3 separate regions of the Mus musculus genome follow, and regions 1 and 3 are each linked to region 2. A link is a loop called in an ENCODE intact Hi-C map of the cell type or tissue named here. Cell type or tissue: heart. All regions are shown on one strand. Links, peaks and the distances in the headings refer to the core of each region. The heading gives the core; the rest is flanking DNA.

What was found. Peaks named below come from ENCODE experiments on the same cell type or tissue, not always from the same donor. Only the 100,000 strongest peaks of a DNase experiment are listed, where the experiment ranks them.
Region 1: it touches region 2 in a loop (6-fold over the local background); 32 of 42 quality-filtered maps call a loop at or near these places.
Region 3: a loop joins it to region 2, with 5 times the contacts of the local background. A loop is called at or near these places in 32 of 42 quality-filtered maps.

Annotation. Positions count from the first base shown.
Region 1 is chr8:106,883,429-106,893,722 of GRCm38, reverse strand. Chtf8 (CTF8, chromosome transmission fidelity factor 8) reads left to right here and starts at 130. Exons shown (of 4, transcript NM_145412.4): 1 at 130-222; 2 at 6,367-6,422; 3 at 6,686-6,803; 4 at 7,197-9,860. The coding sequence starts at 6,400. The coding sequence ends at 7,421. It overlaps Derpc (DERPC proline and glycine rich nuclear protein), which reads left to right and starts at 130. Exons shown (of 3, transcript NM_001378379.1): 1 at 130-222; 2 at 6,367-6,422; 3 at 7,197-9,860. The coding sequence starts at 7,418. The coding sequence ends at 9,019. Utp4 (UTP4 small subunit processome component) reads right to left here and starts at 83. Exons shown (of 17, transcript NM_011574.2): 1 at 11-83. RefSeq lists cis regulatory regions at 1,423-1,430, 1,442-1,448 and an enhancer at 1,413-1,459. In heart, for the core only: a CTCF peak has its summit at 5,705; a DNase peak (open chromatin) is centred at 5,752; H3K4me3 peaks cover 668 bases; H3K27ac peaks cover 456 bases.
Region 2 is chr8:106,713,684-106,723,977 of GRCm38, reverse strand. Tango6 (transport and golgi organization 6) reads right to left here. Exons shown (of 18, transcript NM_173037.1): 8 at 7,257-7,369; 9 at 5,832-6,008; 10 at 3,195-3,324. Among named protein-coding and RNA genes, the nearest start is that of Tango6, 36 kb to the right of the region's middle. In heart, for the core only: a CTCF peak has its summit at 5,757; a DNase peak (open chromatin) is centred at 5,747; H3K4me3 peaks cover 487 bases; H3K27ac peaks cover 1,494 bases.
Region 3 is chr8:106,865,551-106,875,659 of GRCm38, reverse strand. It overlaps Has3 (hyaluronan synthase 3), which reads right to left and starts at 4,824. Exons shown (of 4, transcript NM_001331048.1): 1 at 4,709-4,824; 2 at 1,114-1,752. The coding sequence starts at 1,752. In heart, for the core only: CTCF peaks have their summits at 3,501 and 4,874; DNase peaks (open chromatin) are centred at 3,469 and 4,879; H3K4me3 peaks cover 2,855 bases; H3K27ac peaks cover 1,722 bases; H3K27me3 peaks cover 3,861 bases.

The sequences.
Region 1 (10,294 bases), core at 1,282-9,281, 170 kb before region 2:
CCGAACTCACCTACCGCCGGGAACTCGCCAACCCCGGACCTCGCTTCTCTCCGCCCCGGCCCCACGTGCGCGCTTGCGCACTCGACAGCGCCGTCCCGGAAGTACTCCGCGGCGCGAGGCCGGAAGTGCGCAGGCAATGCTCGCGGCGGCGGCGACGGCGGCGGGAGGTTCGGTTGTCGCCCGTTGGCCGCGCGGCGCCGCGCTCGGCGGCCGCCATTGCAGGTCAGGCCGCGGGCGGAGGGGCGCGGGAGGCCGCGGGGAACGAGGCCGGAGGCGGGGACCGCGGCGAGAGCGCGGAGGATGGGCCAGCTAGGCAGCCGGGGCCGGGCGGGGCGCGCGGCTCGGCGAGAAGAATGGCGAGCGGAGGGGCGGGGAGCGGGCGGGGGAGGGGCGCGTGCTGGGCCCGGGAGAGTGAGGGCCGCGCGGGCCGAGGCTAGCCCGCCGCCAGCCAGGGGCGCTTGGGGACCGGGAACTGGGCAAGGACGGAAGGAAGGGAGCGAGGGAGTCGGGTGGAGTGGGAGAAGGGCGGAAAGGCTGACGGAGCGCGGGCGGAGGACGGAGCAGGGGGCGGCGCGGGCCGGATCCACGAGGTAGGTGCGGGGGGGAAAGGGGCTCAGTCCCCGGTCGGGAGGCTTGCTGGAGTCGAGTGGACTTGGAACTCAGAAAGTAGCGGGAATGGCAGCCCGAGACTCAAAAGGGGTTTGGGGCGGAACGGACAGAAATGTGAGGCTTGTTTCAGGGGACCTTTATTTTATTAAATCATGGTAGTGGGGAGGAGGAAGCTGCTAGGGGGGGCATTATTTGGAGGATTCTTGCAAAGTGGTCTCGGGCGCTTTGTGGGAGGAGTGAATGAATCCTAAAGTTGAGAAGGGTGGTGTCCTAGAGTAGCGGGACTGGGAACGGTTTTGGCTCGTATTTGAGTGGTAGAGGAAGGTAGTTGAAAGAGGACTCTTCGGGAGAAGGCTGGGGCTATGAAGACGGATGGGGGCCGTGGAGAAAAGCAGTTTAAGAGTGAGGTGGGGAGGGATAGTTTCTTAGGGGGGTAGGTAGAGGGTTAAAGACCTTGATAAAACGGTTCCAATAGTAGTTTGGGATAGTTTGAAGGAAGTTGGAGAAACGGGCAAGAGGGAGTTAGAAAAAATCTTGTCTAGTTGAAGGAGGGGGGAGGGGAGCTCAAGGGTGGAGGAGATAGAAGAAATGGAAGACTCCAGCAAGGAGGGGGACCTCCCCCACAACTGCCGCGCGGCCAGAAAGGGTTGGGAGGAGGAGGTTGTGAGGGCAGGAAGAGGAGGGAAGGTTGAGATGGGGTGGCAGAGTAGCAGAAGATGGAGAAAACCGGAGTAACTCAAATCAACCGAAGCCATCTTTTCTACCCATTGTCTACAAATAACAGTAATTGATTCCCTCCAGTGGAGGAATCCTGCCACGTGATGGGAACGTACCACGTGGATGCATAGTCTCTAAACACGTTTTGAAAACATTCTTCACTAATGAAAAGTTCGGAAGCATTCAGTTCTACCTTCCCTCCACAGCCCCTTTTTGGAGGGGAGCAAGTGTCTCATTTAAAGTAGTTTAGACTTAGTAACAACTCTATTAAGAGACAAGTTCTCCTTAGAAAACTGGGTCAAACATCCCCTTCAGTCACACAACCACCATGACACTGGTAATAAAAATGATTTGTATTCAGTCATATATAAAACTCACAAGGTTGGTTGTTTGCTAGAAAGGCACATAGAGAAATAGTTGTCATATTTAGAGAAATGACTTTCCAGAGTTTAAGCCCTGAAGCATCTCAGTAAACCCTGCCTAAAGCCTTTGAATTGTTCTCCAGTTGTATAAAGTTGACTTTGATGACCTACTGTTTTTATAGCCTATTTTGTCCATTGTAAACATTCACAGTAGTTACCAATTTGGTGGTAGTGATGTTCTACTTGACATATTCTAGGAAACAGCTAACTTTTTTTACTATGAAATGGTTAAGCCACTTTATCCTAATTTTTTAAAGAAAAATTTTAAAGTATAGTTTTGAAGAATTAGAACATATTCCCTTTAAAACAGACAAAATTCAAAAATACAGGTAGAGATAGTGTCTATCTTGTTCACTGGTTTAATCTTTAGCAGACCACACAAAGTGTTTAGATACATTGTAATGGATTTTTTTTCCTTTGAGACCAGGTTTCTCTGTATATCCCTGGCAGTCCTGGAATTCAGTCTGTAGACCAGGCTAATAAAATGGACATTTATAAAACATGATTTAGTCATAGAAGATTTTGTGTCATTAGATTTAAATCATTGAATCACAGTCCTTTGTTTTTCTGTTTGTATGGTTGGGTACATACCATACTTACACCACATTTTATTTTGGGAAGTTACCATTATGAGGGTCACTGATCAGGCTGTTCTCTAAGACATTAGTAATCCTTTAATATGTAATGATTTAGAGAGCAGAGGATGAGAATTGGGTTTGGTCAGAGATTAAAGTGAACCCACGGCAAAAAAGTCCTCAGTCTTCATGACTTCTTTTTTTCCTTGATGAGGGGTAGAGAGAGGGTTTAGGGTATAATTTTGAATCTTGAAGGTGGCATTGAATTTGACTTTTAAAGCCTAAACATGGATAAGGTAATAGTTTATCAGCTACTTTGATGTATCAGCTTGGATTTTAGCTGCTTTCATTGCAAGGGACAAGGCTTCTTTCAGATTTGCAGGAGAATGAGGGCAATTGCAAGGTAGATGGATCTCAGAAGTTGTGTATGAGGAGGGCTGGTGTGCAGACCACACAGTGGAATGGCTAAAGTCACATCCTGCTTTACTGGTTATTAATTAGCTATGCGACCAATTGCTTAGCCTTCAGCTTTTCTAAGCCTTGTTACCTGAAAGGGAGTTTGATAACCATGCCTAACTTGAGCTGGTTGTCAGGATGGGATGAGATAATCCAGTAAGCAGTCCAAAGAGTATGGAGATGAAATCTTTTGGTATTGGTAACACTGTGCTGCTTTCTAATCAAGGCAAATCTTAGTCCTAGAAACTGGTCGATTCTTAGTGTTAGCATGAAGTGAGACTGAAGACTCAGAAATTGATGCCACACAGAATTTTCATTGTAACATTTTTGTTATTTGTTACTATTACCAGAATTTGGCTTCTTAAACAGCATTGGAAATTCACACAAGTGCTTCAGATATTGGAATCTTTGCATTGATTTAGCAGATGAATAGCCCGAAAACTGAGAAATCTTGACATTTGATACTAGCAGCCTAATATTATGTTTAAATTTTTTTTCTACTTGGAAACATGTTCTCAGATTGTAGGTGTTCTGCTTGTACGAGGCTTCACCTCTTTTTAAGTTTCCCTCACACCCACCTTTGTTGTTGGAGACAGGGTCTTCCTGAGTTGTCCTGCCTCAGCCTGAAGGGCAGGGATTACAGATGCATAGCACCACACCTGGCTTTTGAGACCCTTTGAATAAAATGTATGCTAATTGGGACACGTGGTCATACTCCTGTTACCTCTGTCGGTTGTGCTCTCAAATCAATATGTAAGCTAGCCCCATGGACAGTTTTCTGGTGACCTCAAGGAGCAAGAACAGGAGTAATAGATGCTACAGGAAATCTCAAGCCCTGAGATACACACACACACACACACACACACACACACACACACACACACACAGAGAGATCACATAGGTATAATCATATGGATATACAGGTGTCTCTAAGCTAGACTGACACATTTCCTTTTATATCCGTGTAAGTCACCTAATTTGATTTAGCATAAAACATTTTACAGGGTTGATGGGGTACAGCAACAGAATGGCCAGGCTGTAAGCCACACAGTTACTGTTTCCAAGGCATTGCTAGGTGTTTGCCAGGATCAATAGAAATAACTCAGGCAAGGCTTCCTGCAGCTGTATATAAAGATGTATGTTTTCAGTTGAACCTGCATGGGTAGGTTTGCAAGTGCTACCCCAAATCAGAGGTCAGGTGTCTGCTTTTCTTAGTTCATTGTGAATTCTTATTCTGATAGTCTGTCCAGGAAGCAGAGAATTCACTGAGAAAATTTGGCAGCCATACTGTCTATTTCCTGTGGATAAAAAGCACAGGAAAATTGAAATTTTCAGGAAGCGTATTTTGGTATGTGTGTGTAGCATATGTGCATGTGTAGAGGTCAGTAAGTATCAGTCTTGTCTTCTGCCTGAGACACAAAGTCTTGGTTCCACTGCAACCCTTCAGGCTTTGGAGTTTTCCTTTGCCTCCTGTCTCAGAAAGCCACTGCGGTTGCAGATGCTAGTGCTGTATGTTTAGTGTCTTCATGGGCACTGGAGAGTGGAGCTCAGGTGTTCATACTCGCATGTCTGAGCCATCTTCCTGGATCCAGGACGTAGAGTATTATCTTCTTCCCCATGTTTAGAATATGATGTTCACAGATGTGAATTCTTTATTGCTTTTTTTAGGCCACTTTTTTTTTGCAGCTTACACATCATACACAGTATCAGTCAACAAAAGCTTATTTGAAAGAACTTGGTCTGTGCAGCCTTGGCCTTTTACAATCTTTATGAATTATAATCAAAGTTAGACTGTCAAATGCTGAATTGCTTACTTCCCAATCTAAAATATTAGCTATTCTCAATAGGAGTCTAAAGTCTTGCATGAGTTATATTTAGTCATCACACTAGTGAGTCATCATCTAGGTGTCAGCGACCTAGTCATTTAGTGACCTGAGCGTGATCATACAGTAGCTTTCCACCTTACAAGCTGGAACCGGAACTCAGCCTTTTGAATTTGGATTGATTCACTTTGGAGATGCTCTGGCAGCAGGACTCAGTGCTTTTGATCCAGTGTATGAGATTAAAACAGAGGGATTGGAAATTCAAAGATGGACCTGGTCTCAAAAGTTAAGTTCTGCAAAGGGTCTTATAAGCACAAAGATCTTTGCCTTTTCTCGGTAGGGCCACAGCCTCTTTGGGTACAGAGACTCACTAGCTCACAGATCTAGTGTTGGTGCCCTTGTGCTGATGTGAACAGCACTTACACATGTTCCTGGCTGCACGCTCTCCTGATTCCTCTTCATTCTTGCTGATACCTGGTTCTGTCCTTTAGGAAGGGAAAATTAAGTAGTGACTTTTAAGTAACTAGATGGGCTAGTTTCTTGTCTTTGCTCTCTATACTCTAGTTGAGTGTGTACCACATATGAATACATGATTTTTATTTGTATATGACCCAGTAGCCTCAAATGCAAAATAGGAATAAATGGTTATCATTAGAGTTGCTGTGTTGGTTGAGATACCATGTACACATGTGCATAGCATGTAGTCCATAGTAAACATTTAAAATATGTTAACTGCTGACCCAGTGTGTTTGGTGCTCTGGAAAGAGGTTCTGTCATGATATAAGCCTACTGGAGGTCCAAAGCGACAAGAACCAGTAAAGAAACCCCTCAAATGGCAGCTGCCCCTTGTCGACCTAGCTCTCTAGAAGCTGAGGTTAAGAATATGCTATACCAAGCCCCAGGCCAGAAAAAAAATCCTGATTAATATTTTTTCTGCGTTTTGAGTACAATTATAAAATCTGTTGGCTTTTTGTACCATGACTGGTAACACTATATATTGTCTCATTCAAGAGACAACCAAACACTGTAGCTTTGATTCCCCAATTCAATCTCTGTTAATGGCAGGTACAAGGGAAAATGAAGCCAGCTAGCAGCAGGCTTTTAGGGTGCTCCAAATTGCCACCTGGTGGCGCTGTTGTATAATGTGAAGATACAGGAACTCCCTCCCTCAGCTAAGTGAAAGGTAGTCTGTAGCTGAGTTACATTAGAAATCAGCTTACTACTAGGCACGTGGCACAATCCTTTAAACACACAACTGGGGAGGCAGATGGATCTCTATGAGTCAAGGTTAGTCTGGTCTACACAGTTTCAGGATCACCAGAGTTACATAGTGAAAGAAACCCTGTCTCAAAAAAAAAAAAAAAAATTGCCTTACCATTTGTTGTAATACACCTGAGTGGATCACCAGTCCAATGATTGTCATTAACAACTGTAATCTATATGTTCAGAAACAGCAAGAAAGCCTAACCCTTTTGACATTGCTAGAGCAATAGAGTAACATGTTTAAAAGCACTTAGAATTCTAAGTTCCTGCCACACATTGGGCTGGAAGTGTAAAACTCAGTTGGCAGAATGCTGACCTAGCATTTGTGAGACTGGCAGGAGAATCCGAAGTTAAAGGTCAGCCTCAGCCATAGGGAGTTCAAGGGTAGCGTGCACTAGAGACCTGTCTGAAAGTGGGGAAAGTGCCTATCATACAATTAAGTGATAAATATAATTATTTATAATTATTGCTATCCTAAAAGGTTTTTTTCCCCCCCTCTAGTTTTTCAGTTGCATTTTTAAAGAAGGAAGGCTCATGGTGCAAATTGTTATTTCCAGGTGAGTACATTTTAAGATTTTACTTAGCTTGAGTGTTAAGGGCTATACTGGTTTTACATTCTTCTGAAGGAATTAGGGTCCTCAGGTACATCTTCTATACATTCTTGCATTACAATCTATATTTCAGTTCTCAGTACTGCCCAGTTTCCCGAGAACTTGTATTCAACAGAGTTCCTTTGGGCTTCTAATGGTGGTGTAGGTGTAGGACACTACTCATCCTTCACCGCTCAAAAATATTGTAACCGCCAGCCCTTTACTTTCAGTACGGGGGCTGAAGGCCTGGCAGAATGGGTGCTGATGGAGCTACAGGGGGAGATCGAGGCTCGCTACAGCACCGGATTAGCTGGAAACCTCCTGGGAGACCTACATTACACCACTGAGGTGAGGGGGCTTTTCTTTCCCTGCCTTATGCCTCAGTAAAGCAAGCTCCACCAAGGTGGTGCTCCCAGGACCCAGCGTGAGGACTGTCCTCGGGTTTGTTGCTCCAGGTTAGCCAGTCTGTAGAGCTAGCTGCTTGCTGTCCCCACCTTCTGGAGTAGCAGAGGAATGGAGCCGTTGGGAATCTGCTAGAGTCCTAAAAGTAGAAATGCTGTTTACGTGGGGCTGCAAAGAATGAAAGGGCACAAGGGTGGATTGCCAATGTGGTTTTTTAACAGTGATAGAGCCAGACCAGGGGCTGGAGGTGCCAGCATTGCTGCAAGAGCAGCTTTAAAAGGCCCCTGAAAGGAACGGCCTTGCCCTCAACCTTAGGCATCTCCTTCTGTTCTGCCAAAGGGAATCCCTGTGCTGATCGTGGGCCATCATATCCTGTATGGGAAAACCATCCACCTGGAGAAACCTTTTGCAGTCCTTGTCAAACACACTCCTGGGAAGCAGGACTGTGATGAGCCCGGTCGAGGGACTGGCACCCAGTACTTGGTGACAGCACTCATCAAAAACAAGATCCTTTTCAAAACTCGCCCCAAGCCTATTATCACCAACGTCCCCAAGAAAGTATGAAAGAACCCCGGATTTTCCCTAGAGAGCGACCAACTCCTTGGACTCGTGCTCCATTGCCACCTCGAGGACGGCTGGACGGAGGGCCTGTTATGAACGCAGGCCACCCAATGGGTGTGAACTCAGATCCTTTCCTTATGGCAGCAGGTTCTCTTGGTGGAAACCTGGCTCCATTTCCAAGGAATGCAGCTCCTTTTCAGAATCCATCAGGCTCTTTGGCGTCAAACCCAGCACACTTTGCTGCTGGTGCTCGCGACCCAGGCATGACTTCTTTCCCAAGAGGGATGAATCCCACTGGCACAGGTGCAGTTTCCTTCCCAAGGCCAGGAGGCCTGTTGGGACCAGGACCAGGACCAGGTTTAAACCCTAGAACAGGGGCTCTTCCAGGCCCAGGGCCTATGTCTAACCCCAGATTAGGAGGGCTTCCTGGACCTGGTCCTATGGCCAACCCAAGGGCAGGCGGACTTCTGGGAGCAAGTCCTGACCCTAGAAGTGGTGGCCCCATGGTCCCTGGATGTGGACCCAACATGAGGGCAGGTGTTTTGTCCTCTGGGACTGGTCCTCCCAATCCTAGGCCAGTTGGCCTGGGTCCTGGACCAAGTCCAAATCTGAGATCAAGCTTTTTAGGTACAAACCCGGCCCCTAGGTCGGGTATGTTTCCAGGCCCAGGCCTGGGTCCCAACCCACGAGCATGTGGCTTAGGACCAGGTCTTGGGCCCAACCCAAGAGCTGGTGGCCTAGGCCCAGGCCCAAATCTGGACAACAGAGCAGGTGGCCTCTTAGGTACAGGATCTGGTCTTAACTTAAGAATGGCTGGACCTCAAGGCTTAGATCTTGCCCCCATCCTGAGGGCAGCAGGTCTTTTAGGGACAAATTCAGTTTCTTTTTCCCAGGCTTCTGGAAACATGGGCACAAACCCGCCCACCATGACAAGAGTACCTGGCCCCATAGGTCCAAACACAGGTCCTAGCTCTCGAGGACTTGGCCTTCCAGGGCCAAATCCCTCTCCCATGTCAAGGGCTCCTGGCCCCATGGGTCCTAATTCAGCTCATTTCTCAAGACCAGGTGGCCCCATGGGGGTAAATGCTGGAGTCTTTCCAAGGGGGACAGGATCAGGAGGACTGAACCCAAATGCCTTCTCTCAGTCTTCTGGCACATTGGCCTCAAATCCAGGCACCTTTCAGAGGTCTGCTGGCCTCCAGGGCTCAAATCAAGCAGTTTTCCCAAGAGCCTCTGGGCCACTAGGCCCCAACCCAGCTAACTTTCCAAGGGCCACTGGCCTGCAGGGTCCAAGTCCAGCTGCCTTCCCAAGGTCTGCTGGTCCATTAGGCCCAGGTCAAGTTGCTTTCCCCAGGTCAGCTGCGGGGCACCTGGGCTCTTCTCCAGCAGGCCCTGTGGGTATCAACCCAGCTCCTTTTGCAAGACCAACGGGGACCCTGGGCCTTAACCCAGCTTCCTTTCCAAGGATGAATGGCCCTGTAGGTAAGACTTTGGTCCCATTTCCTAGGGTAGGCAGCCTCCCTGGCTCAAATCCAGCTGCTTTCCCCAGGCCAGGGGGTCCAATGGCTGCAATGTACCCAAATGGAATGTTACCCCCTTAAATACCATTTTTCTTCCAGGGCCACTTTTGTTATTTAAGCACTGTGGTTCTGAGCTGGGGCTGTCTCTTAGATAAAAGAGTAGATATGGAAGTACAGTCTGAAGAACATAGCTGGGGCTCGAGTTCAAATGAACCTTCTTTTTCCTCTGCTTTTTTCTTGACTAAAGGCAAAATGTTATTTGTGAGCCATGGACTATGGCAGATGGGGTGATCCTGGCCTCAAGGAAAAGGCTCTCTGGCCTTCCGGAAGCCTCTGTGCTTTTGTCCCACAGCTTTCTGCCCCTTGTTTCTTACTAGTTCCTTGAACTGTTCTCGTGGACTTTTCCTCAGGGATACATTGGCCTGCAGGTCCTAGTTCCCCACTCACCGCTGGAGAATTGGCTCGCTTGCTGTCTAGTGACGCTGCATTGGTGAGCGGGCCATGCTTCGGTAACTCTGACCCGGCTCCCTGGACCTAGTCATGTTCTACTGCCAGACCTTTCCCTGGGGGCTTGAACACAGAATGGGAGGTGGACACCCACGCCACAGACCCACCACATTTCTGCTTGACTGGGCCTGCGGCTCCTTTCTTCTGGGACTTAGAGGTGGACAGATTTAAGCTTCCTCCGATCAGCCAGCTCCCTCCTCACTGGTCCTCCCAATCAAAGAACCTCAAAACTTAAACTGCGATGGATGGGAAGTGGGGGGGCTGGGGGGGGGGTGGAGGGATGAAAGGGAAATCACTGTGCTGTGTTCAGCTTGATGTGAAGGATGGTTGGTTTTCCTCCATTGTATCTTTTCTTACTGTTTCTTTAATAAATGGGTGAGAGGGCTGCTGCTGTCGCTCCATTTTGTTCTGTTTACTCTCTGCTTGTTTTTTTTAAAATGACAACAACCCTGTTTATTACCTGCCGTCCAACATGCTTGTATTTGAGGATACAAGCTTTGGTTAGCCTTCACTCATTCTTCCGATTCTATTTTGTAGAATAATTTGAGGAGTGTGAGATTCTGACGTCTACAATAGAAAATAAGCCATCTTGCATGTGTAGTATCTGGTGGCCTAATGGCTTAATTCTCCAAAGTGAAGCAACCGTGACAACTTACCTTATTTGTGAAATTTTTAAAGTCAGCATTAGAGATGTTTGGTTTGTGCGCACTCACTGCTGATAGCACGTGTGGAAGCCAGACAGTTGGGGTGGAATGGACTCGCCTTGTACTGGATGGATCTCGAGGATTGAACTCCAGTCATCAGGCTTAGTAGTAGGTACCTTTTACTCCTGGGCCATCTTGCTGGCCT
Region 2 (10,294 bases), core at 811-8,810:
TAGATCAAATGTCAATTTTGCCAAGATTAAGTTTTCCTGGTTTCAAGCAGGGCTTCTTTAACATTTGAACTCATAATCTCTTTTCCCTGAGGAATTTTAATACAACTCCATGTATGGATGAGCATAAAGTAGGTGTACTGGTCAAGCCTATAGTGGCAATAAATTATAAGGAAATTTACTTTAAAGCAATTCTTTGGCATGCATATGTTTTTACTGTCTATTAAAGATGAATAAATTTGCATACTAATGAGATGTGGTGCTTGATTAATTTTACATTAAGGATTCAATTGTGACTATTTAATACTGCAGAAAGCACAGCATCTTCAGTGTTTCTTAGAGCACATCCACATTTTGATTTTTTTTTATCATCAATGCTAAAAATTCAGCTTTCCTTATATATATAAAATACAAAAATAGGAGAAATCAGTCAAAGGCCATTTCAGAACTTATTCAAAATTCTGACCTAATCCAAGGCCAAAAATCATTTCATGATTTTTTTAAAATGAAAGATCAAGTTCAGCAGCCCAACCAGAAATGTTTGAATATTTATCAATATACATGTATGTGGGGGGACAGGGGTGTGCTCATGTGAGCACAGAAACCCAAGGTGGGCAGAAAGGATGCTGGATCCTGTGGGACTCAAGTAGGTGGAGTGGCCTGGCCTGGATGCTGAGAACATAACTGAGAGCCTCTGGAAGAACAGCAAGTGCTCCTAACCTGAGCCTCTCTCCAGCCCCTCAGCCAACGATTGTTTAAAATCAACAATTCTGATGCAATAAAATTAAAAAACATACTAGCTTATTATTTGCCTGCTAAAGAATGATGGTCTTTGTTCCCCACTGTTAAAACATTGTTTCTTTGAAAGCAGAGGTGCTATGATTTACAGCCTACAATGACCTCAAATCTGAGTGGAAATATTGTCGCGTTGAATGGCATGACAGCCTGTGCAGTGCAAAGTGCATATGCTATGTGCTCAGAACCAAGGCCTCGGTGAGGCTGCCTGGTGCACAAGCTCTCAGAAACGCCCCAAGCTCATTCCCCATCTCGTCGTGTTGAATTATGTTTTGGCTATTTTGTGTTCAGAAATCTTAGTGTTGACAAATGTTTTGTGACCCCTCCCTCCCACACACACACACCCACACACACACATTTACTATGTGACCTCCTCTGGAATCAGGACCCATAGTTTAAGGGGCTTGGGTTGACCGGATACAGCTTAGCTGGTAGAGGACTTGCCTAGGATGCGTGTATTCCTAGGTTCCATCCCAGGAACTGTACCACGCATGCCTGTAATCCTAGCACTCAGGAAGTAGAGGCAGGAAGAGCAGAAGTTCAAGGTCATCACTGGCTAAATAGTTTGAGGCCACGCAGGCTACATGAGACCCTTCAAATAACAAACAAACTGGGATTTAGAATAAAGCCCTTTGATTGCGTGATGGTAGCATTTTGTTTTGTTTGTTTTGGAAACAGTCTCCTTAAATAACCTGTGCTGGCCTGAAATTCAAAATCGTTTTCCTGCCTCAGCTTCCAGACCTCTGCTATTACAGGCATGTACCACCACACTTGGCTGATTTGGGCCCTTTAAAAAAAAAAAAAGATTTAATTTAATTTTATTTATTTATTTATTTATTTATTTATTTATTTATTTATTTATTTTGGTTTTTCGAGACGGTGTTTCTCTGTGTAGCCCTGGCTGTCCTGGAACTCACTCTGTAGACCAGGCTGGCCTTGAACTCAGAAATCCACCTGCCTCTGCCTCCCGAGTGCTGGGATTAGAGGCATGCGCCACCACTGCCTGGCATTTCATTTATTTTTATTTTATGTGTATGAGTGTTTTGCCTACATGTGTGTATGGATACTGTGTGTGTGTGTGTGTGTGTGTGTGTGTGTGTGTGTGTCTGAGTGTGTGTGTGTCTGAGTGTGTGTGTGTGTGTGTCTGAGTGTGTGTGTGTGTGTGTGTCTGAGTGTGTGTGTGTCTGAGTGTGTGTGTGTCTGAGTGTGTGTGTGTCTGAGTGTGTGTGTCTGAGTGTGTGTGTGTCTGAGTGTGTGTGTGTGTGTCTGAGTGTGTGTGTGAGTGTGTGTGTGAGTGTGTGTGTGTCTGAGTGTGTGTGTGTCTGAGTGTGTGTGTGTCTGAGTGTGTGTGTCTGAGTGTGTGTGTGAGTGAGTGTGTGTGTGTGTGTGTGTGTCTGAGTGTGTGTGTGAGTGAGTGTGTGTGTGTGTGTGTCTGAGTGTGTGTGTGTGAGTGTGTGTGTGTGTGTGTGTGTGTGTGAGTGTGTGTCTGAGTGTGTGTGTGTCTGAGTGTGTGTGGTGCATGTAAAGATCAGAAGGATCCCCTGGAACTGGAGTTACAGAGGTTGTGAGCCACAATGTAGGTGCTGAGAACTGAACTCAGGTCTTTTGTGAAAGCAGCCAGTGCTCCTACCCAAAGAGCAACTGGAAACAAAGCATACAACTGGGCTCACGCCTCCTTAGACATCAGAGTGTGTGGCTGACGCAGAGACGGGCCTGAACATAGAGATGAGAAAGCACCAAAAGAAACATCCCTACTTCAAGTTCTAGAGACATGAGCTTCCCGTGCCCAGCCACCACTCATCCTTAAACTTCAGACACTCTCTCGGGACAGACTTGAGAGAGCGGACAGCAGCAGATACCAGGCAGCGCTAACGTTATGGAGTACAAGTTACTACTGGAGACTGGGGCCAAGGGAAGTGCCAACAATGGCACTCGGCAGGAACAGGAAAAGGTTTTAAGTGGTTACAGAGCGAAAAGAGGGAGGCAGAATGGCTGAGTTTCCCTTCCAAATACCTGACTGCACACCAGGCCAAGAAAGGATAAGGGATTACTCTTGGCTTCAGAACCTGCTATTAACTTCAAAAGAGATCTTACTGTCAACACGGAGCAAAGATTAACCCTTTCATAGACTAACGAGGCAGCTTTGTTCATGTCTAACATTTCAATGCAGATGAGCTAGCAGAGTAGGCAGAGCACACCGGTAACTCACCTGTCCCACTGACGGTCCCTCCCTTGTCCATTCCAGAGCCTATGAGCAGCTGAGTTAATTACTCTCTGTCTTCTGTTTATTGGTCCTAAACTGGAAGCTAAATTTTAGGACCTAAAATTATGAATGCTCATAAAGACAAAGGCTCTCCTAGAGCTACCCCAGAATGGATTGGTGTGACTGTGTGGATTCTTACCTTCAGACAAAAGATGAAGAAATCTCCTGCCAACCCACACTGCTGGCAGTGCAGCAGCAAGTCCCCAAGGTGCTCCACCTGGCTCTGCTCTGAAGACACCTTCTGGTACAGGGCTTCATCTTCATCATCGCTGCAACACAGGGCAAGATCGCCCACGTCAGTGTTGATAAAGCAGCATGTTTCCTAGAAATCTCCATAATTCTCTTTTTTAAAAGGGTTATTTTATACTATATGTGTGGCTACAGAGGCACATGTGTGTTGGCACAAGGTTGCATGTGGGTGACAGGGGACAATTCTCAGGAATCAGTTATCTGCTGACACCTTGTGGGATCCAGGAATCCAACTCAGGTTCAGGCCTGCGCACAGCACATTCACCTGCTATGCCACCTCGGAAGCTGAAACCTCAGAGTGACATTCTAAAGTAACAATATTTCCATATAGGTAATCTTCAGACAGATCTTGAAAATATTTTCCTTTATGTTCGGGCTGAAGAATGCAAGGTATTTATTATTAGAAGCTAAACTGCTTTAGTCTGTATGATCATTTATTTCTCAAATAGGAAAAGATTTGTAAAGGAAGTGGCTTTAGACATGATTTATTGAAAAATTAAAAAAAAAAAAAAGGTCAGGTGTGTCTAAAGAAAATGATCATTGATGCTGGGTGTGGTGGTTCATCCCTATAGCACATACTTAGGCTAATGTAGGATGATTGCTTCAAGTTTGAGGCCAGCCTGGACTACACAGTAAATTCTAGACCAACCTGAGCTCCATAGTGAACAAGCAGCAACAATAAAGAAGTTTAAAAAGATCTGCCTCCAACACTCCTATCTAAGCGCTCAAATAGAGCTGGGCTTTTGTTTTTGTCTGTTTCTTCTGAGACAGTCTCATTATATAGCCCAGGCTGCATGGAACTCGCTAGGAAAACCAGACTAGCTCTGAACTCACAGAGATCTGCCTGCCTCTGCCTCCTAAATGTTGGGATTAAAGGTGTGTACTACTGTGCCTGGCTTAAATTTTCTTTAAAACACTTTCTTACTGGAAACTTCTGCTGGGCTAATGGCAGGGTGAAAGGAAAGTGGTGAAACAGATCAGCTGCTTTGGGAACAAATGATTACACACACACACCACATACATATACACATACATATACATACACAACACATACACACATACACACCACACACACACACATACACACACACCACACACACACACACACACACACACACACACACACACACATGAAATTTTCAATTTTTTGGGAACTCTGACTGCTTTAAGTGTCTGTGGGCCCTATTTAAACCCAGGTGTTCATGTAACTTTTGTGTGTGTGTGTGTATGTATGTGTTTGTGTATAATATCAAAAGGACTATACCCCTAACCTGAGCAGACACCCCAGATTTTAAGGAGTGGTTGCTTCTGGCAGTGGATGGAGATTCATTTAATCACTGGTTGCTAACTATATTCTCATCAGGAAGCAAAATAGTAATTTCAGTGAGAACTGTGGGTTTTCATATACATGTGCACTAATTAAGCATGCCAAATAATTCTAAATTCTTACACTCAATGGGCACAGTGATAAAGCTGCTAAAATTCATCAGTTCTCAGGAAGCTTCCATTCATTCTGATAATTCTACTTTAATACATATTTTTTTCTATTTTCGTCAAGTCAATCATATTTGTTTATGTTTTAAATGTTCACTAGATTAATCATGACTATAAAGTTAAATGTAAGCACTTCAACAAGCAGCAACTCTTTGGATGTGGCGGAAGTGAGCAGCTGGACCAGCGACACACTCCATGTGGACAGCCAAGGGAAGCCTAGGTTCTGAGAAAACAGCACCCTCCACAAATCTCAGAAAGCGCAAACAGTCTAAAATACATGCTCACGGCGCTAGGGGCAAAGCTCAGATGCCCAGTGTGCATGCGGCCCTAGGGTCAGTCTCAGCAGGACAAAAATAAAACAAAACAAAACAAAACAAAAAAATGAATAAAATAAAATAAAATACTTGTGAGACATTGGAGAAATAAATGATCCACTCCACTAAAGTCTATTTAGTACGTTCTAATCCATTCTTATGAGAAACAAACTCATTACAAAATTACCAATGACAGTAATCAGACAATTTCCCCTAAGAATAAGGCTGGGGTGGGAGTGGAGGATCTGGGTTTGATTCCCAATATCCACACAGTTCCCAGGGACTGGATACCCTCTGCTCCATCAGGCATGCAAGCAATGCACAGACACAGACAAGACAAATACAGTAATAATCGTAATAAGGCACACATGCATCCTGCTCTTTGAGTCAGAGACAGACTGGACTGACTGCTCGGGAGCTGCGGTGAACATGTGCTGCCCTGTGCTCTGAGTCACTGGCGAACACTGGGCAGTAGCTGGGCTTGCTGCGGTGTAGAGCCGGGAGGCGCCAGCAAACCACACCTACTATTAGCTGGCATCTTGGAATAACACCCAGAGGATCATTTAAGGCTCTGGTTTCTTTAAAGATTATAAATAGCAAGCGCCTTGGCTGCCTGTTTCTGGTTTCCTTTCCATCAGCGCCCCTTAGCGGCTGACTCACAGAACAGTGTCGTATAAAAACTTCTGTCAGGCGTGACAATCGGGGGTTGGTAAGCTCACCTAATGGCCTCTTTGGCGGTAATCACGATGCCACCGTGCGTAGCGGCTCTAAACTGACACTGAGGGTGGAGAGTGGGCACGGTTTTGTCCAACCCCGAAAATCCTTTCAGGCTGGCGATTGCCTTCTTCCTTTCCAGCTTCACCAGAATCCATAACAAGATCTCTTGGCAAAGTGACCTGGTAGATGAAGCAGTTATGAATGAATGAGCTTGTCATCTTATTCCATGAAGCTAGCAAGCTATGCGGGGGGGGGGGGGGGGGGGGGGAAGACACGATGACCGTCAGGTTCCACTTGATCCCAATGCTGCCCGGCCACTGGCTGCTGACACTCGACAGGGAAGCATGCATCTTACAAATTTCAGAGTACAGTGCCCTGGAGGTCACCCAGGGGTAGCTTAACCCTTGGCTCTAGAAGCCACCCCACTCACTAGAAGGGGCTGGGGTAGGCCCATGCTCCCCCGTCAGTCTTTGATGAGGATGGAACGGTGCTATGAGAACTTAATTTTTTTTTTACTTTTTAAAAAGATTTTATTTTTATTTTTAGGCTGGACATTTAGTCTTAACTACAGGGCTGAGTGTCTTTCTTCACCATTAGCAGCCATACTAATGACTGCTCTGAGTTATTGAGCTTATAATTTGTCAGGGACCTTTCTAGGGACTCCAGTTTACACAGTGTCTTCATAGTGACCCAGGAAAGGATGGAACTATAAACTCCTACCATGTGGAAGAAATGCCACAAACGACTGAAAATAGAGCTAATCCAAAAATCAATCTTTTTAAAAATGTATTTATTTAATGTTATGTGTGTGAATGCTCTGCCTGTACTTATGTTTGTGTATCAGATGTCCTGGGACTGCCGTTACAGTTGTTAGCCTCCATGTGGGTGCTGGGAATGGAAGAGCAGCCAGGGCGCCTAAACCGTGGAGCCATCTCTCCAGCCCCTAACTGAATCCGTTTTAAAGTAACACAGAAAGGGGATTGTAGATGACTAAGAAGCCCCTTTCTTCTATACTGAAGACTCTGCATATTAAGGCCAAATTCCAGGTTAAACTATGCAGTCACATCAAATCTGCACTTTTCAAACTTACTCTCCAACACTCCACTTGGGCATCATAAACTCCCACTGGTTTCCCACTTCCCAGAGACAATAAAACGCAGGATTTCTTACCGATCAAACAATGGCATGGTGGTCCATGGAGATACCTTTCCCTTCTACTGTACAGAATAGGCTATGGAAAATCATCCCCAAAACTACACCCAATTTCCCTCAACCTGCAAAATCCTCATTCTTTCTTTCTGTGTAGGCTGAGTAAGAGTCCCCAAACATCTTCCTGACTTTGAGAGAAAGTCTCGCCCTAATTTAAACTTGACCGTTTACAGACAAATGGGATTCTAATTCTAAGCGTATCCGGTCTGCTTGCTTACCTTATGTGAGACACACTCTGCTGGGTAAAACAGTAGAGAGAAAAGAACACCCGGAGGAGCGGAAGCAGCGAGTCCAGCAACACTGGGACAGGTTCATTTGCCACCACATACACCTAGGGACAAGGACACAGAGAGACAAACTACGACCAGGCCAGGGCAACGAGAGCTCATTGCCAGCCTTGCAAGGAACCTGCAGTTTATCTTAAACAGCATTTTCTTCCGAGACACAAAGTTCTAGTCTGTGCTCAGCCTGCCAATGGAGCCATGCTGGTTGAAAGCAGGGAAGGGTGGTTTCCAGCACCTTCTCCCACACGCAGACTGAAAAACAGCCCAAACACAAGGCAACTCACCCACTTCCTGACCCTTGCTTTCCTAGCTTCCGGCTGCCTCTGAGCCTCCTGATGTGGCTACTGTAATCTCCACAGTAGCTTTCCCACTGCAGAAGGCTGGTGTAACAGCTTATTATCAATTAGGAAAACTAAAACCCAGTCAGAAGGGCAAGGCACTGAGCTCAGTGGTGGGGCCTGTGCTGCTGGACTGTCCTTAGGGCTGAAAGAAAAGGAAAATTAAACTAAAACCTTCGTTAGAAACAAAACAGCTCACTGTGGTTCATCTCTTCCAAACCATGATGTTTAATGGATGCTCTATATTCTTTAAATTAAGAATTGTTCAAAAGATATGCTCACAGTAGCCCAAACTCGAAATCCCAGCATTCAGGAGACCAAAGCAAAGGACTGCTCTGAGTTTGATCCAGCTGGGGCTATAGTGAGAAGCCCTGTCTTTTAAAAAAAGGCATTATGGGGGCTGGTGAGATGGCTCAGTGGGTAAGAGCACCCAACTGCTCTTCCAAAGGTCCGGAGTTCAAATCCCAGCAACCACATGGTGGCTCACAACCATCCGATCACAAGATCTGACTCCCTCTTCTGGAGTGTCTGAAGACAGCTACAGTGTACTTACATATAATAAATAAATAAATAAATAGATAAATCTTTAATTAAAAAAAAAAAAAGGCATTATGTGGGGCTGGAGAGATGGCTCGGTGGTTAAGAGCACTGACTGCTATTCCAGAGGTCCTGAGTTCAATTCCCAGAAACCACATGGTGGCTCACAACCATCTGTAATGGGATCTGATGCCTTCTTCTGGTGTGTCTGAAGAAAGCAACAGTGTACTCATATGCATACAATAATAAATAAAAACTTTTTTTTAAAAAAGGCATTATAGCTCATGTCTATAATCTCAGCATCACGGAAGCAGAATGAGCAAAATCACTGAAAGTTTTAGGCCAGCCTGGACTAAGCAGCAAGTTCCAGATTAAACTGGGTTACATAGAAATACCTTGTCTTTAAAAGAGAGAAAGTCAGGACAGGAACGGGGGGAGGTGCGGGTATTGGAGAGCGAGCCCAGTCAGTAAAGCACTTGCTGTGAGAACAGGAGCACCTGAATTTGATCCCCAGCACCCACATAAAAAGTGGACACAGGCATAAGGATTCCCTGAGTGCTAGGAAGCAGAGACAGGAGTAACCCCAGGACTCACTGACCCCATCTACCCAACTGGATGAGCCCAGCTTAGTGAAAGACCCTATCTCAAAACAGAAAGTGGAGCGACTCGGGAAGCCAGCTAACACTGATCTCTGGCCTCTGAATGTACATACAGACACACATATGTACACATATACTCATGAACATGTACACACACATACAACAAACAAACAAAAATAAATGTAATAATCACTCTGGTATTTTAAAAACTTATAACACTCTGAACCTGCACATGGTGGCAAATGCCTGCAACTCTAGTACTCAGGAGACAGAGGTGGGCGGACTGCGGCACACAAGTTCAAGCCCAGCCTCATCTATATTGCTGCAGGCCAGCCAGGGCTACATATCACACAGGGGTACATGCATACATGCATGTATACATACATACACACGCACATACGTATGACCACACAATGTAAATGCATATCTAACTCTCCCTGTTAGTTTTAGCTGTTCTATTTAAAGATGAGGATGGGAACCTTGAAGAGAGCGCTGGGGTACAAATCAGTGCTGTTGCTAAGAAAGTCTGTAGAGAGCTCCGTGTAGATTGGGAAAAGCTCTGTCTTCCCAGCAAACCCTGGCCCTCGTGCCTCTTGACTCCTCTGTGCAACCTGATAACTAAAGAGCCTGTTTCCTGTGCATGATCTAATTTCCATAAGCTGCAAATGAAGGGCCTTGTAGGGCTGTGTTCAGAGGCAATATGCAGGCCTAATTACAGCATCACCAACTGCAGGAGGGAAAAGAAGAGATCACCAGGTAACGTAAGGGCCTATTGTCTTGCTCTGGAGCCCTGTTCTCAGAGTAAGTACTGTGGAGCCTTCCTTCTGCACCAGCCACCACACTTTGAATTTTACTATTTTTGTTCTGTTTTGGTTTGTTCTTGCAGTGATAGACACTGAGCGCAGAGCTCAGCTTGCCAAGCCCTCCACCCCTGAGCTACAGCCTGAACTCAAATTTTAACATGGCTTCAATCTCAAACATTTTCCAATTTTTAAAAAAAAAGGTGATTTTATATTTAGAAGAAAAAAACAGTACAGCAATTTATACAAATATATTATTTAATTAAAAAAAATTTTTTTTCAAGAAAGGGTTTCTCTGTGTAGCCCTGGCTGTCCTGGAACTCACTCTGTAGACCAGGCTGGTCTTAGATCCGCCTGTCTCCTGAGAACTGGGATTAAAAGTGTGCACCACCACGTCCCACCTATTTAATTTTTATACAAAGGCAAGGTGCTGAGAATACAGGGCAAAGCTGGCTTCAAAGAAGCTTATATTCCCGGGAGGGAGGCAGAAAACAGTCACTAGGTAGCTGGGTGGTGGTAGCGCACACCCAGCCTCCCAGCACTTGGGAGGCAGAGCCAGGTGGATTTCTGAGTTCGAGGCCAGCCTGGTCTACAGAGTGAGTTCCAGGACTGCCAGGGCTATACAGAGAAATCCTGCCTCGAAAAAAAAAATCTAGAAATCAGATTATTATTTACAAGAGTCAGTTCTCTCCTTCCAC
Region 3 (10,109 bases), core at 1-8,000, 150 kb before region 2:
CACAAAACAAACAAAATGCCCCCCCCCCAACTAACAGAACCTGTGCAGCCCAGTTGTCTGTTTCTAGTTGGTACTGAAATGTATACTTCTTAATCTTTTGTTCTTTCTAGTTTGTTCTTTGAAATTTTAAGCTATGTAAACCTTGCCACCCTAATAGAATTTCCAGGCTGGTGCCAATGACCACTTGATCAGGATCTGGGCAGGGTCTGTTTAGAGTTCCACCTGTGCCAACACTGGGAAAGGAAGTTGGTCATTCATATACCTGAGTCTCCCCAGCTGCCATGTCAGACATGAATTTAACACTAGGAAGGATGGGGACTTTGTGGTCCTAACTCAAAACAAGTGGAGTGATTTGTTAGCAGGATCCTTTTACTTGTTATACTTAATTTTTAAAAAAGATTTGTTAAAGAATGTGTATGGGTGTTTCCTCTGTATGTAAGTCTGCAACACATTCGTGCATTGCTTGTAAAGGCCATAAAGAGGGTGTCAGATAACCTGGACCTGACATTACAGAGGTTGTTAGCTGTCATGCGGGTTCTAGAGTTGGAAGGTGGGTTGGATCCACTAGAATAGCCAGTGTTCACTGCCAAGCCATTTCTCTAGCTCCCTCTTCAAACTTCTTTATGGTGTTTAGTCGCCCTGTCGCCAGGAGTGAGACACAAGAATCAACAGTAGGCCTTGGATAAGCAGCCTGGCTGACATTCTGGTCTGCACTGTTGCCAGCTGTTTGACATTAGGCAAGTTACTCTCTAAACCTGTTTTACCTTATTTATGTGAACCTAGAGCAGTGCTCACCTGCAGAGCTATTATTAAGGGTTAAAATAATGTTTGAAGCACACACCAGCAGTGCCTGGTATAGAGTTGGTGTTGCCTACCTCTTGCTGCTGTTGTTATGGGGAACCTGTTCAAGGTCTGCTCAGTTATCAACAGAACCACAGCCCAGGTTTGGTCAGTCCCAAGGTTGCTTTAGAACTGTTTATTACACCTTGTTTAGGGAAGAGGACGGATAGCTACAACACCAAGACCTACATCAGATTTAAAGTTGCGGGAGGACAGAATGCCCAGCTGGTTACGTGTGCCCATATGCACACACTCTAAGGGAGGCAGCCTTACCTGGATGTAGTCCACTGAGTTGCCAAGGGCCTTGAAGGCAGTGTACATGACCTCACGCTTGCCCCCCCACTTCTGCATGATGCATGAGAAGGTGCTGGCCCACACCACAGCTCGCACACGCTCCATGCCTTCCTGCAGGCTGGCCTCTGTCTCTCCTTCACCCGCCTCATGGAAATTGCTACGCCACACAAAGAAGCCAGCTTGCTCAGTGCCACCCAGCACCTCATGGAAGATGTCCAACATGTAGGTATCTTCCTGGCGATTGCCATCCACTACCATGACCACCTTGAGGTTTGGAAAGGCAATGCGCTGAGCTGAGCGAAGGCACTTGCGCAGGTATTCGGGGTCCTCTTGGTAGGCAGCAATGCAGAGTGCCACTGAACGCGGCCTCTGGGAGCAGTGCAGCTTGAGGGGGCGCCCTGCCCTGCGCATTCGACGGTGCTCCAGGAAGGCAAACAGGCTCTGGATGAGCAGATGTAGACCCAGGATGGCACCGTAGAGGCCAAAGGACAGGTAGTGCTTTTCTGTGTGGATAAACTGGTAGCCTGTCACATAGGCCGCCAGGATGCCTCCCAGCACTACCAGGGCAAACAGACTGGTGCCCACCACACGCAGGGCTGTAGTCAGCTGCACCGGCATCTAAAAACAAGATAAAGAGATAGTGGATCAGGCAGGGACAGCATTTATTTCTTGTTTTCTTTTCTTTTTTCCTTTTGGTCTTTTTTCGAGTAAGGGTTTCTCTGTGTAGCCCTGGCTGTCCTGGAACTCACTCTGTAGACCAGGCTGGCCTCAAACTCAGAAATCCGCCTGCCTCTGCCTCCCAAGTGCTGGGATTAAAGGCGTGCACCACCACTGCCCAGCAAGTTCAGCATTTCTTGTCAAAAAAGCTTGAGCATTCTCAAGATAGGCCCAAGACAAAAGAAATGACCCATTATTAAAAACCATTATTTCTTACTGAACTTGACTTAAGACCACTGGAAATTCAGAGCCTAAGTTGCTGGGGTTCAAGTCCTAGTTCTGACATTTCTAACTGACCCACTCCCCTTTCAGCTATTTGACCCATAGAATGTATTATACAACTAACCTCATAGCATGTTCCAGGAGCAAACACGTGACATGTAAGGGCAGTAGAATAGTGTTGATCACAGACAAGCCAGATAGTCCCCTGGGATATGGTAGGTGTGATCTACCTGACCCAAAGCTCTTAATCCATAAGCTTCTGTGGGGACATTGGGCATAGAGGGGACAGCTCTACAGGCAGTGTGGGAGAAGATGGGTCAGGGGGCAGCCCAAGGCCTACAGCTACCACCTCTAAGTGTTAAGTGTACCCTGGGAGGGGACCATTCCCAGCACAGCAAAAGGCCCATGGAGAAAACAGGGGCAGGGGATGTAAAAGGGGTGTGAGGCAGACAGACACAAATCATTTCTCTCTTCCACCCTTCTGTAAGACACTGCGCAGGGTTGGCTTTCACTGTTTTCTTTACTTGAGAGGCAGGAGAAAAGGCCAAGAGATGGGAGAGGGGAGTTGGGGTGTGGACAGCCCTGCTGTAAGACCAGCAACTGAGCTATAGGGGACTGCAGCAAGCACTGCAGAGAAGGCTGCTGGGGAGCTCCGCCTACTTGGTCCTAGTGTCCTGGTAGGCTTGCCGGCATGTTTCCGGCCCAGCCACTCAAACAGTGTAGGTTCCCATTTGTAACTAAGTTGGGGTTTCTAGCCCCCATCCTGTTGGGAACAACTGTGCATTAATGAGAGGAGCCCAGGACTTGACATCGGAGACCAAGGTTTGGACACGCTCCACTGCCTCCTGGCTTCCTGACCTTGCCCAAAGACTTACTGTCCATGTCCCCAAGAGGGATGCTAATGGTTCCTTGCTTCTCAGATCTCAGGTAATTTCCCTGACAATGGATGCACATTAGCCCCTAAGGGCTTTCCCAGGTGGGAGCGTTAGGAAGCAGTGTGGGAAGGAGCGGCTGCCCTCCATTCCTGTCTCTTTAGCTACCTGTCCAGATTGGAGAATCCTTGTTTTAGACAATGACCCCTCACTTCGGAAACCTGCTTCAATCCTGGTCTCCCTGAATCCAGGCACCATCCCAATAGGAATAGACTCTGCTGCCAGAGATATCCATCACATAGGATGGGTGCGGAACAGTCACTGCTTAAATCCGCAAAAGCATTCTTCCAGCAGTGTAGATTGGAAAGAACTCTTGGCAGCTTGGCCTCTCCGGGAAGCATGTCCTCTGGGCGGCCTGCCCTACCAGCCCCGGGAGCCGCCGCATGCTTCCTCTGTAGGACTCCCAGCCCTCCTTGCACACACCCAGCTCAGGGAGCCCCAGGCATACGTCCCCTGCCTAGTCTCCAGCTAGAGCTGATACATAGGGGACGCTGCGGGCCCTACTGCCCGCCTCGTTCTGGGAAGGGACGGGAGGTGCTGTGGCTGGCCCAGCAACCTGCGTCCTGGCGCCCCGCCTCGGTGCAGTTCCAGAGGCTGTCCGGTCAGGTCCAAGGCAGCTAAGGAAGCTCTCGCCACGCTCCTCACCCGGCTTGAGCTTCACCCCGCTGGCTAAAGCCACACAGCCACACCCACGTGCAGGTTTCCCACGACTCTGCTGGGAAGGAACGGAAAAGCCAAGGAACAACTGCCAGCCCAGACCCTACTCATCTTCTCAGGGCCCCAGGTACCTTGGCAAAGGAGTGCCTGCAAACAAAGGCAGCATCCCTGCAGTTGCCAGCCCCCTCCATCCGGGGGCCAGACCCCCTCCCCCTCAGGAATTAAGAGGTACCCATCTCCCTACAGAAGACCCAGGAAGGTTCTGCAGCTGGATATTCTATGTACAGTCAGGCTCTGGCACGGGCTCTTGTTGAGGTCCTCTGCCCAGAGAGGACACTGTATTTCCCCAAGCCGGTTAACCAGAATGTGATCTTATATCCTGGGCCGCTTCCTCCATCCTCTCAAAAGAGATCCAAGAAAGCTCGCCCAGGCTAGCTAAGGCGCACTTAGATTCAAGGGCACGAGGGTGGGGGCGCTTTACGGGATCCATGTCCCATAGGACAATGAAAAGAAATAAAAACCTCCAGGCAAGGACGCACACCTCCCTACCCAGCAGTAGAACTTTGAGGGCTGCAAGATTAACAGCAACTCTCCCACTGACAGGTGCGCCCTGCAGCCGGGCTCACGCACGGCAGTACAGAAACTTGCACTAGCGGCTGGAGCTCCTCCAATCTCTCCTAGGCACCCTTGGACCTCTCTGAACCGGCAAGGAGGAGGAACTCATCTCACAAACCTGTGCTGTAGGGACCAGATCGCTGGAGATCTCGGTGTCCCCGCAGGTGTGAACCCCCTGCGGGCGTGAGTTGGGGGGAGGGGCACTCTAGCCTCGCTCCCCGCACAGCCTCCCTCCACCCCCAATTCATTCACAAAACAAGAGCCGCAAGGGAGGAAGGGAGGAGAGGCTGCGGGAGCCCAGGATGTCGGAAGAAAGGGAGGAGGGGGTAGGGAACATGGTGCAAGCGACTGCCGCCGGGAAGCATTGAGCGGCCGGAGCCCCAGGGTCCCCAGGTCGCGGTAAGAGGCTCCGGCCCCTTGGGTGCGCTCACCGTGCCGCCGGCTGCCGGCGTTCCGGTGCTCAGCAGGCCCGCGGCGGCTCCATGCTCCTCCTCCGGCTCCCGCCGCCGCGCACTGCCTCCACGGTGCCGCTGGGGCTCCGACTGACGACCGCCTTGCCCAGCAGAGCCGCCTTAAGTATCGCGCGCGACCCACTGGGAAAGGCGCCCTCCTCCGGCACCAGGGCAGGGAAAGTTGGCAAGAGTGGGAGGGCTCCCGGAGCCCGCGGGAGCGCCCGGTGCCCGGCCACCGGCTGGCGCTCGCCAGACTCGGGGTCTGTCGTGGACCTAGCCCCTCCGAATCGAGAGTCGCAACCTCTGCCTCTAGAAAACTAGGGACCCCCAGTGCAGCCCAAGGCTCAGCTGCTCCACGCCGACCTCCGGGCCAGCAGCCTTGGAAAGGCTGTCATTGTCCCTAGCCTAGTACCTGAAGCATCGTTAACTTTCCGGATGACCAGTGGGGACCTACAAAATCGTTCATGTCCATCCCCGCCCCCACGCCCCGCTCCCGAAACCTGGAAACCTACTCACCCTGCAAACGGGCTACCCCAGAAAATCTTCTGAACGCCAAGGGGCGGCTCGCTATGTGAGGGGACTCCCTAAAAACCTTCCCGGTGGCAACAGAGAGGGACAGAAAAGAAAAATTGTCAAATAAAAGGAGGCTGGTCAAAGAAGGTGTTAACTATTATGACAAGCTGAGCTTTGAATTCCGCAGCGGGGCGCTGATGACTTTAAGGCTGTTTGCAAAAGCTGCAGATTGGTCTAGCAGGAATCCAGGAGGTTCCGGTCTTAAAGCCCAAACGGCTCTTCCTCCCCACCTTTCTTTCCCACGTCCCGACCTCTTAGGTCCCCATCCGACATCCTCGCTGGCAGTTCCGTGGTCCCTGGAAGTTGGTGTAGACTCCTCCGGTGAGGTGAAGCCGAGAGGGAGTCCAGGGGAGAAGAGTGTTTGTTAGAGGTAGAAACTCTAGAACCAGCTGGAGATCTCGAGGTTTTACATCTCAGAAAAACCTGAAGAGAAATTGTAATTAAAGACTAGTTTTAAAAATGAATTTATGGGTCCTCCAACCGTCAGAGATAACTTCGCAGGCGGAAACAATTTAATAGGCATGTGAGCTGCTCCAGTCAGGAAGCCATCCCTCTCAGACATGCCCATAGGTCACTTAGCCACAGAATCCACAACACAGCCACCCTGGGCCCCTGCTCCGCCCACTCCCACCCTGACAGACAAAATCAAAACCTTTCACCCTGCTTCATTCAGGAGAAACACCACTGCATGGGCTAAAGGGCTGGGCAGTGAGTGAGTTTGTTTTGTTGAGACAGAGTCTGTAGCCCGGGATAGGCCTTTGAACTTCCCATATAGCCAAGGATAGATAAACCTGAACTTCTTATCCTCTTTAACTCCGAAGAGAAGGATGAGGGCCACCACACCCAGTTTATTCACTGATGGGGACTGAATCCTGAGCTCTGTGCATGCTTTGTCAAAGTTCTAGCCCCAGCTCCAAAGAGTGTGCTCTTAAAGGCTGTTGAGATGGCTCTTTGAGTGATGACACTTTGGACCAAACCTGAGTTCCAGTCTCTGGGACATGTTGGAAGGAGAAGGCCAACTAGCTCAAGTCCTCTTCTGACCTCTACACAATGATATACACATCCACGATAAATAGATAAGATATAGAAATAACGGCTGGTATTGACCCATGTTGTCATGTGTGCTGAGCTACCAATGGTCAGAGGGGCCCTGCTATAGCCTGCAATAGATACTCAGAGAAGTAGTGTCTGGGTAAAGAGGGTTGCTCAGGAGTCTGTCAGCTTGTTTTACTACGGGCTGTGACAGTATAAACCTCAATGTCTCCATGGTAGAAATGAGGTAGAGGAAGGACTGTTCCAAGATTTGCAGAGTCCTCGAGAGAGTACATGACAAGCCACAGTCACTTCAGCCTGAGATGGCTTCATCCGGCCAATCCAGCTGTTCAGTTACAAGCAGTTTCTAATTGGTGTTTAGATAAATCTGTTATTACAGATCCTAGGAGGCCGGGGCCACCCATGCCACGCCCAGAGGCATTCAAGTCTGGAGAAGCCAGGGTCTTAGGGATCCTTTTGATCTTCCCTCCTCTCTCCCAGAGTTGTAATATGCAACATTTTAGATCAAGGAAAACAAGCTGGGCTGAGGCAAAATTAGGTGCACTGGCCCCATGGAGAGGAGATACCCCATACAGAAGTTCGCCCCCCTGTGATGGGAGGGCCTAGCCTAGCCACTTGGAGAAACCAAAAAAATTTAGTCTTGCACGTGAAATCTCTTCATTTTTAAGTGTTAGCAGCTAATTCAGATGTTGGACACAAACATCCCATAGGTCAGGCAAAATGCATCAGTCATTGTCTGCCAATTGGCTGCTTGTGAATCGATCTGTTTAGAGGCTCAAGGAATGGGGCAGCAATCTTGAAAAGGTCCAGTTCTGTCCCCAGAATGGCTTCTCTGGGTGCACATTCCCTCTCCTGCCACTGTTCCAGGGCCAGCTTGTGTGTGTCAGTTTCTGAGGCTCCAACTGTGACCCGCTAGGCTTCTTACCACTCTGCTGGCTCTAGAGTGGGGCTGGTTCAGCACATCATTGCCAGTCAATTAAGACCTTCCCCAGAAACAGTGGGCCCAGCTAGGACAGTCAGCACTTGCCTATACCAATGGACTTTGCTCCATTCTGATGTGCAGGACCAGGACCTGGTATGATCAGGAAAATACAAACTGTCTTTACCATTTTTTTTTGTAAAGGCTGCCTGTGCCAGGGAGGATTTGCAATAATTAGCATCCAGTTTGAGGGTCCCTGTTTGCATTATCCCTTCACTGTAAAGTGGTCCAGGGGCTGCTACATTAATGCCTGGAGTTTATCTCCGAGTACTAGGGATGTAGAAATGGGGTTAATTCCATATCTAGTCACTTAGAAACATCTATTCAGACTTGAAGAATTGACTTTTGCAGACACTAAGCCCCTCAATCTTGCTCAGAAGATTTTTTTTTTCTTTTTTTTCTTTTTTTTCTTTTTTTTTTTTTTTTTTTGGTTTTTCGAGACAGGGTTTCTCTGTGTAGCCCTGGCTGTCCTGGAACTCACTCTGTAGACCAGGCTGGCCTCGAACTCAGAAATCCGCCTGCCTCTGCCTCCCGAGTGCTGGGATTAAAGGCATGCGCCACCATGCCCGGCTGCTCAGAAGATTCTTGCCACACTCACTTAACTCACATGGGAAACTGCTCAGGGCAGGCGGCCTGAGGCTAGTTGCCACACGTCGACTATCCATATTGAAGACAATCCACTTGCAAAATTAAGTTGTCCCAAGAGGCAGTTCCTTCTTTCCTCATCCTGCCTACTTTTGAGGCCAGGTGTAGCCCAAGTTCCCCCAAACTCTTAGTGATCCTTCTGCCTCAACCTCCAGAGTGCTGAGATGGCGGGCATGTGCCACACAGCTGGTTATCATTAGTGATGATGGGGAGATCTACCTGGAGCAGTGAGGACATCAGAAGAGAGGTCTCTGTGGGCTAGAATGAATTGGACAGAGGTCCATGGAGAACACTCTAGCTAGGAAGACAAACTGCAGGAATGTGTGCAGAATGGCATGTGTGCAGAGTGGCAAAGGGAGGCCTGGCTGAGACAAGACATTTACCCCATAGACCTTCCAGCTGTGACTAGTGATGGAGTCTGGCCGCTCTGAAAAGAGGGTGGCTAAGGACCACACTGTGTGTGACTTTAACATACCAAGCAAGGATTCTGGAGTTGTTTAGTAGGCTACAAGCACTGCTAACAGGTAGACTGGGTCACGGGCAACATTTATCGGTAAGGATGGGAATCAGGACTCAGAGGTCTGAGAGGCGAATCAGCCAGCAGAGGGCTGAGAGGGGGTGGGGATAAGAACTGTGGGTGCTGCTTTCAGAAGGTGACAGTGTCACCCACTGTGGGCCCAGAGGATGGCAGGATGAAGTGTTTAAAAAGAGAGAGATTTCCCCCAAGCTGGGGCAGGCTGAGACAGAAGGATTACTTGACCCTGTGAGTTCAAGACTAGCCTGAGCCAGGTATAGTGGTACACACCTTTAATCTCAGCATTCAGGAGGTAGACACAGGCAGGTTTGTGTGAGTTTGAGGCTTGCCTCCTGGTCTACATAGAGAGTTCCAGGGTAGCCAGAGCTAGAGATACTAGAGATATCCTGTCCCAAAGAAAGAGAGGGAGAGAGAGAGAGAGAGAGAGAGAGAGAGAGAGAGAGAGAGAGGAAGAAGAAGAAGAAGAAGAAGAAGAAGAAGAAGAAGAAGAAGAAGAAGAAGAAGAAGAAGAAAAAGAAGAGAGAAAAGAAAAGAGAAAAAGGAAAGAAGAGAATAGGCAAGGAAAGAAAAGGAAAAGAAAAGGAAAGGAAAAGGAAAAGGAAAGGAAAGGAGAAAGGAAAGGGGAAAGGAAGGGAAAGAGAAAGGGGAAAAAAGGGAAGGAAAGGAAAGGAAAGGAAAGGAAAGGAAAGGAAAGGAAAGGAAAGGAAAGGAAAGGGAAAGGGAAAGGGAAAGGGAAAGGGAAAGGAAAGGAAAGGAAAGGAAAGGAAAGGAAAGGAAAGGAAAGGAAAGGACTAGCCTGGAGACATAGTAAGTCCCCCATCTGTCTCCAACCAATCAAATAGTGGCTTTGTTTTCTCTACTGGGTGATAGTGCTTTCCTTCTCTTGAGACAGTACACTTCACAATTTGACTTAGCACATTATTCAGAGTGGAGAGTGTGTGCCTTGAGTACAGCAAGGCAGCTACTGCCTGACAAAGCTGTAGTTTTGTAGCTCGCTCCTCTCGGGGACACCTTGCCTGGCTAAAGTTGCAACTCCTGCCTTTGATGGGGAATTGCATTTGTTTTAAACTAAGAGTCCTTTGCTCTGCTGGCAGCCAGGCTCTTTCATGCAGCCTTGAAGATCAGGATTAGGTCATACCAGATGGACAGAAGGCTTTGTGCAGCCATCTTTCCCTTCTGTCTTTTTTCCAGAAGGCATGCTATGGCATATGGGGATCAGAGGACTGCTTGTGAGAATCAGTTTTCTCCATCTACCATGTGGGTCCCCAGAGTCAAACTGAGGTCTGGTGGGTCTATCGAAAGCACCCTTTACCTGTTGAAATGCCTCACAGGCCCAACAAGTCATTTCTAAATGGTTAGAATTCTGAGTTCTGAGACATCCCTTCTATGCTGTAACCAGGTGGGTGAGAAAGATTTCAAAACCTCAGTCTACAGCGAAAGCAATGGAGCCCGGAGCCCAGAGCCCGGAGCCCGGGAGCCCTGTGTTGCGTATATAGCAGCAGAAACCCTGGGTGGTTGGCCATATGGAAATCTCCTCACTGTTCTTTGAGGGAGTTGGCAGGGGAGGGGCTCGTGCCGAGCTGTGCCAGCTCTTC